Regions from separate parts of the Homo sapiens genome. Here region 1 is linked to region 2. A link is an interaction called in ENCODE POLR2A ChIA-PET data of the cell type or tissue named here. Cell type or tissue: PC-9. All regions are shown on one strand.

The links. Peaks named below come from ENCODE experiments on the same cell type or tissue, not always from the same donor. Only the 100,000 strongest peaks of a DNase experiment are listed, where the experiment ranks them.
Region 1: POLR2A ChIA-PET joins it to region 2 with 10 read pairs; 1 of 35 experiments calls an interaction of 5 or more read pairs at or near these places.

Annotation. Positions count from the first base shown.
Region 1 is chr11:1,218,994-1,221,493 of GRCh38, forward strand. No RefSeq gene overlaps it. Among named protein-coding and RNA genes, the nearest start is that of MUC5B, 2.8 kb to the right of the region's middle. In PC-9, no CTCF peak of the experiment used is centred here; a DNase peak (open chromatin) is centred at 988; H3K27ac peaks cover 1,279 bases.
Region 2 is chr11:1,777,220-1,779,719 of GRCh38, forward strand. LOC105376517 (a long non-coding RNA gene) reads right to left here and starts at 1,361. Exons shown (of 4, transcript XR_002957212.2): 1 at 1,306-1,361. It overlaps LOC124902610 (a long non-coding RNA gene), which reads left to right and starts at 1,504. Exons shown (of 3, transcript XR_007062550.1): 1 at 1,504-1,687. In PC-9, no CTCF peak of the experiment used is centred here; a DNase peak (open chromatin) is centred at 1,382; H3K27ac peaks cover 1,115 bases.

The sequences.
Region 1 (2,500 bases), 560 kb before region 2:
GACCCCCGGGCCTTGCTGGACATCTCCCCAGGTGTACTGGGCCAGGGGACAGGGGCCTGGCCATCCCAACACCCAGGAGCAAGCAGCCCGTCACCTGCCCAGGTCCCCGAGGCCTGGAACACCTTCCTGCTGGGCCCACCCAGCCCTGGACCTGTCCCGCTTGGTCACACGATGGGACCCTCGGCCCATCAGCAGGTGAGCCCCCAGGAGCGTGCGTCTGGCCTGGTAAGGCCTCCACCCCAGGAGTTGGGGGGCCCCCGTGCCAGGGAGCAGGAGGCTGCCGAGGTGGAGGGTCCCACACAGCTACCACTCCCTATCCCCAGCACAGCCTGGGGCCTGGCTCTGAGTACACATCCTGGGGCCTGGCTCTGAGCAGACCAAGAGCCCATCCCTGCTTTGTGACCCCCTGGGCTGTGCCTGACACCCCAGGTGTCCAGCGTGGAGCTGGGGCCCAGCTCAGTGCCTGGGAGCTGATGGACCCTGGGGCCCGGCTCAGTGCCTGGTGGCTGATGGACACTGGGGCCTGGCTCAAACCTGCACCGCTGTGGTCGGGGGAGGGGAGGGCTGAGCCACGTGGGGACCCCAGCCCCAGTGACGACTCTTTGCGGTGGCCAAGCCCTCCAGGTGTCCCCCAGGGCTGAGGGGCTGGGCTTGGGGCAGCTGGTGACAGCAGATGGTGGCCCTGATCACTGGTGCCTGGACGGCCTCTGAAGGGGTCTGTGGGGTCCTGGACGGGTCCCCATTCATGGCAGGATTAACCCCCCTCGGGTTCTGTGTGGTCTAGGCCGCCCCTTTGTCTCCACTGCCCCCTGGCCAGAATGAGGGACAGTGACCCACCCAGGGCTGGGCCTGGCTCAGACTCCGTCAGAGCCGCAGGGCAAGTTCCTGGCACGTCCGAGGTGGGAGGCTCCTCTGCGCTCCAGGAGGCTGTGCCTGGCCCCCCTTCCCGGCAGGAACCGGCTGTGTCCCTTTCCTTCCTTTATCTTCTGTTTTCAGCGCCTTCAACTGTGAAGAGGTGAACTCTTCAAACACGCTGAGCAAACAGGCCCGACTCCCAGGGCCGCATCCGGGATGTCTCAATAGCTGTGGCCTTGACGTCCACCTCGGACCCCTGCCCCGGACCCAGCCCAGTTCCCAATGGGCCCTCTGCCCGGGGAGGTGCCTAGTGGGAGGGACGAGGGCAAAGTCGGGGCCCCCACTTGTTTGGTGTCACTGTGTGCCAGCGGCCACTGGCGGGCGAGGCTGTTCCAGGGTGGAGGCGGGGAGGGTTGGACCACAGGCACTGAGCGGGGACAGAGGAGCTGCCTGAGGGTCCCAGCTCTGCCATGGAGAAAACGCTATCTCGCTGATGCAGAGGTGCCCGGCCCACTCGAGCTGGGGGTGAGGGGGCTGCTCCCCAGTGGGCCGCCAGCCCCCATGAAGGCCGCGGGCACCGGCCGTGGTCAGGGAGGGCAGGGGACAGGCAGTGGGGGCCAGCAGGGGAGACACTAGGCTTGGCCCCAGCACCCAGGTGGGCATCGGCTTGTGAGCTGGAGCCGCGGGCAGGGAGGGGGGATGTCACGAGGGCTTGGCTAAGGTGGGAGACCTGGGCGGGTGCGTCGGGGGGACGTCTGCAGCAGAGGCCCGGGCAGCAGGCACACCCCTCCTGCCAGTGCGAGGAACGAGGCGCCACAGCGGCCGGTAGCCCCCCATTTGCCCAGCCTGGCCTGGAGCAGGCAGGAAGGCCGGGGAGAGGGGTCTGGCTGGGGCCTGGGTGCAGTCACAGCCACGAGCCCAGGGGTGGGGACTCTGGCCCACCCTCCAGACCATCCTCAAGGCCCACTGGCCCAGGCATCCCCGCCCACCCCTCCCACCGTGCCGTGCTGCAGCGGGTCTACCGGCCTGGATGTGAAAGAGAGCTTGGAGACCCCAGAGACCTCGGAACCTTCAGCTTTGGAAGTGACGTCGGTGGGGTGGGTGGGGGGAGCACAGGCTCTGGAGTCCCGGAAGTGAGCGGGGAGCTACGCTGAGATCTGGGAGACCCCCTGCCCCCACCCAGGTACAGGGCCAGGCAGAAGCCCGAGGTGTGCCCTGAGTTAAAGAAACCGTCACAAAGAACAAAGGGAGAAGGCGGGTTCCAGCCTCCACCACAGCCCTCGCGCTCTGAGGAGCCACCTGGGGGCCTCAGCCATGAGGGGTGACAGGTGGCAAAACGGGCCAGCTCCGTTCACGTCGCTGTGCAGCTGTCTCCGCCCTCCATCTCCAGAACGTTCTCACATTCCCAAGCTGAAACCCTGTCCCCATGCAACACCAGCTCACCATCCCCTCTGCCAGCCCCTGGCGCCCACCGTCCACACTCCGTCTCTGCGGGTTTCATGACTCCAGGGGCAGCACACGAGTGGCCCCTCCTGCCTTTGTCCTCTGTGTCCACCTGCCTCACTCTGCACAGTGTCCCCAGCTTCCCCCATGGAGCAGCCTGGGCCAGCCTCTCCTTTTCACGGCTGAACCGTATTCCACCGCA
Region 2 (2,500 bases):
GGGCCTGAATCCTGAAGCCCCCTGCTCCAGAACTGGAGTGTTGAAGCTTGCGGTGGAGAGGGATACACTGAGAAAGGCTGAGCTGAGGAGCTGGGGCTGGGCTGGGTGGGATGAGTGATCAGGGCTGAGCTGGTAGGATGGGACCATCAGGGCTGAGTTAGGTAGGATGGGACCACAGGGGGCTGAGCTGTTGGGAGGGGGCCATCAGGGGCTGAGCTGTTGGGAGGGGGCCATCGGGGGCTGAGCTGGTGGGATGACACCACAGGGGGCTGTGCTGGTGGGATGGGACCATGGAAGGCTGAGCTGGTGGGATGGGACCACGGGAGGCTGAGCTGGTGGGATGGGGCCATCAGGGGCTGAGCTGGTGGGATGGGATCATTGAGGGCTGAGCTGGGTGGCATTGGATCATGGGATCTGAGCTGGTGGGATGGGGCCATTGGGGCTGAGTTGGGTGAGATGGGGCCATCAGGGACTGAGCTGGGTGGGATTGGATCATGGGGGCTGAGTTGGGGGGATGGAGCCATCAGGGTGATGTGGTGGGGATGGGGCCTCTGGTGTTGGGTTGGGTGGAATGGGCTGCTTGGTTTAGCTAGGGCGGTCCTGGTGGTTGATGGTTCTGCCCCAGTTCAGACAGGCTGGGTTGGCCTGAGATGCTTGTTTCTGATGTTGGGCTTGTGAGTGTCAGGAAGAGTTGGGCAATGCCTGTGGCTTTCCCCTAGGGGCTCTTGGGACATCTGAATGTCCCACAGAACAGAGGCATGACTTGTGCCTCAGTAGCTGGAGGGTGTTGGAGCAAGGGGCCCTCCCCTGGCCCCAGGGGCCTCAGGCACTGTCCAAACATCTGCACTCACCTCCACCCCCAGACGTGGCCAGTGACCACCCTCTAGCCTCACACTGGGCCAGCCATTCTAAAGGGGCCCTGACTTCCCCACCCAGAAGGGGCCCAGGCCATCTGGCCTCCAAGCCTCCTCAGTCCACCCCAAGAAGTCCTTGCAGCAGAGCCACAGGGAGCGGGAAGGGCCACCACATCCTTGCCCCATGTCTTGGTGCAGCCACCAGGGTAGGGCCACACTGACCCCGTCGTGACCTCATTGTGGGGGTGCGAAGGGAGGGGAGAACCGGAAGTCCATGGAGCCTGGGCATGTGCTCTCCCTTCTCTTCTGGGAGAACCTGTTCTGCTGTGGGCTGATCTGGTCCCACTCGAGGAAAAGGCCTTATCACCCTCCTGCAGCCCTCGCCTACCTCCCACCCACAGCCAAAAGGCCTGTTCCCCAGGGTGGGACGGTGGTGGCAGTCAACACTCACCCTTTCTCGGGATGCCAGCTCCTCTGTGGTACCCTGCCTCTCCCAGGCAGCTGGACAAACGGGTCTGGGGCTGTGACACCCCCTCTCTTTGGAGCAGTGACTCATAAGGGCAGGGAGTGGTGGGTGGGGACAGGTGGCCCCTCTGTCCTGTGAACAATGCCCTGATTCTTCCAGCCTGCATGGGGGTGCTGAGCTGGGGGCAGGGCCCTGCCCAGAGGCAGATGCTGAGGCCTCCACTTCCAGTCCTGGAGGGACCCCAAGCCTCACAGTGAGTGCTGCGGATGCAGAGCCCTCGTCCCTCGAGTTACCCGGCATTATACCACACACCTCTCTGCATCATGCTAGCAGGAAGCACTGCTCTGTGACAGACAGAGGACCCCAGGTGTGTGGCTTCACGTGGGTTACTCACCTGTCTGAGCCTTAGTCTCCAATCTGTAAAATGGGATGGTAGTGTCCATCCTCATGGGCAGGGCGGGAGCATGGTGGCTGGTGTTCCCCATGTTACCTGCCCCTCTCCATCCCCTTCTCCATCCCCTCTTCATCCCTTAGTCTCCAATCTGTAAAATGGGATGGTGACTTCCATCCTCATAGGCAGGGTGGGGGCACAGTGGCAGGTGTTCCCGGTGTAACCTGCCTCTCTCTGTTGGCTCTGGACCGCTTGGCAGCCACACAAGGAAGCCCAGGACTCTTTGCCCCTTGGGCCATGGAGGACACACAGGTCGTGGGAGAAGCCTGGCAACCAGGCTAGGGAGCTCATTCAAGGCAGGGAAGATGACTTCCAAGAGGAGGCCAGCCAGAGGGTGGGGAGCCTGCTGGGGAAGGCAGGGCCCCAGGGGAAGAGTGCCCGGGCAGGGGCCCCCAACACAAGCAGGGGCAGGGAGGCCAGCACGCCATCCTGCTGGCTTGGCCAGACCGAGGGTGTACAGGTGGAGGTGAGCTGCAGCCCTGGAGGCTGGACAGGAAGGTCGAGGGAGGCTGGAAGAGCCTTGAATGCCACGGTGAGGGCATCTGAGTCTGTTCACAGGCCATCAGGTGGGTGGTGCTGGGAGTGTTGGCAAGCAGGCTGCTCTCTCTGGGTCCCACGTGGGACATGCTATAGCCCCTCACTCGCTCACCCCACTGAGTTTGCAGGGACTGCGCCCCTCTCTGGGCGACACCTAACACGGGAGAGTGCAAGCTGGGCAGACGGAAAGGG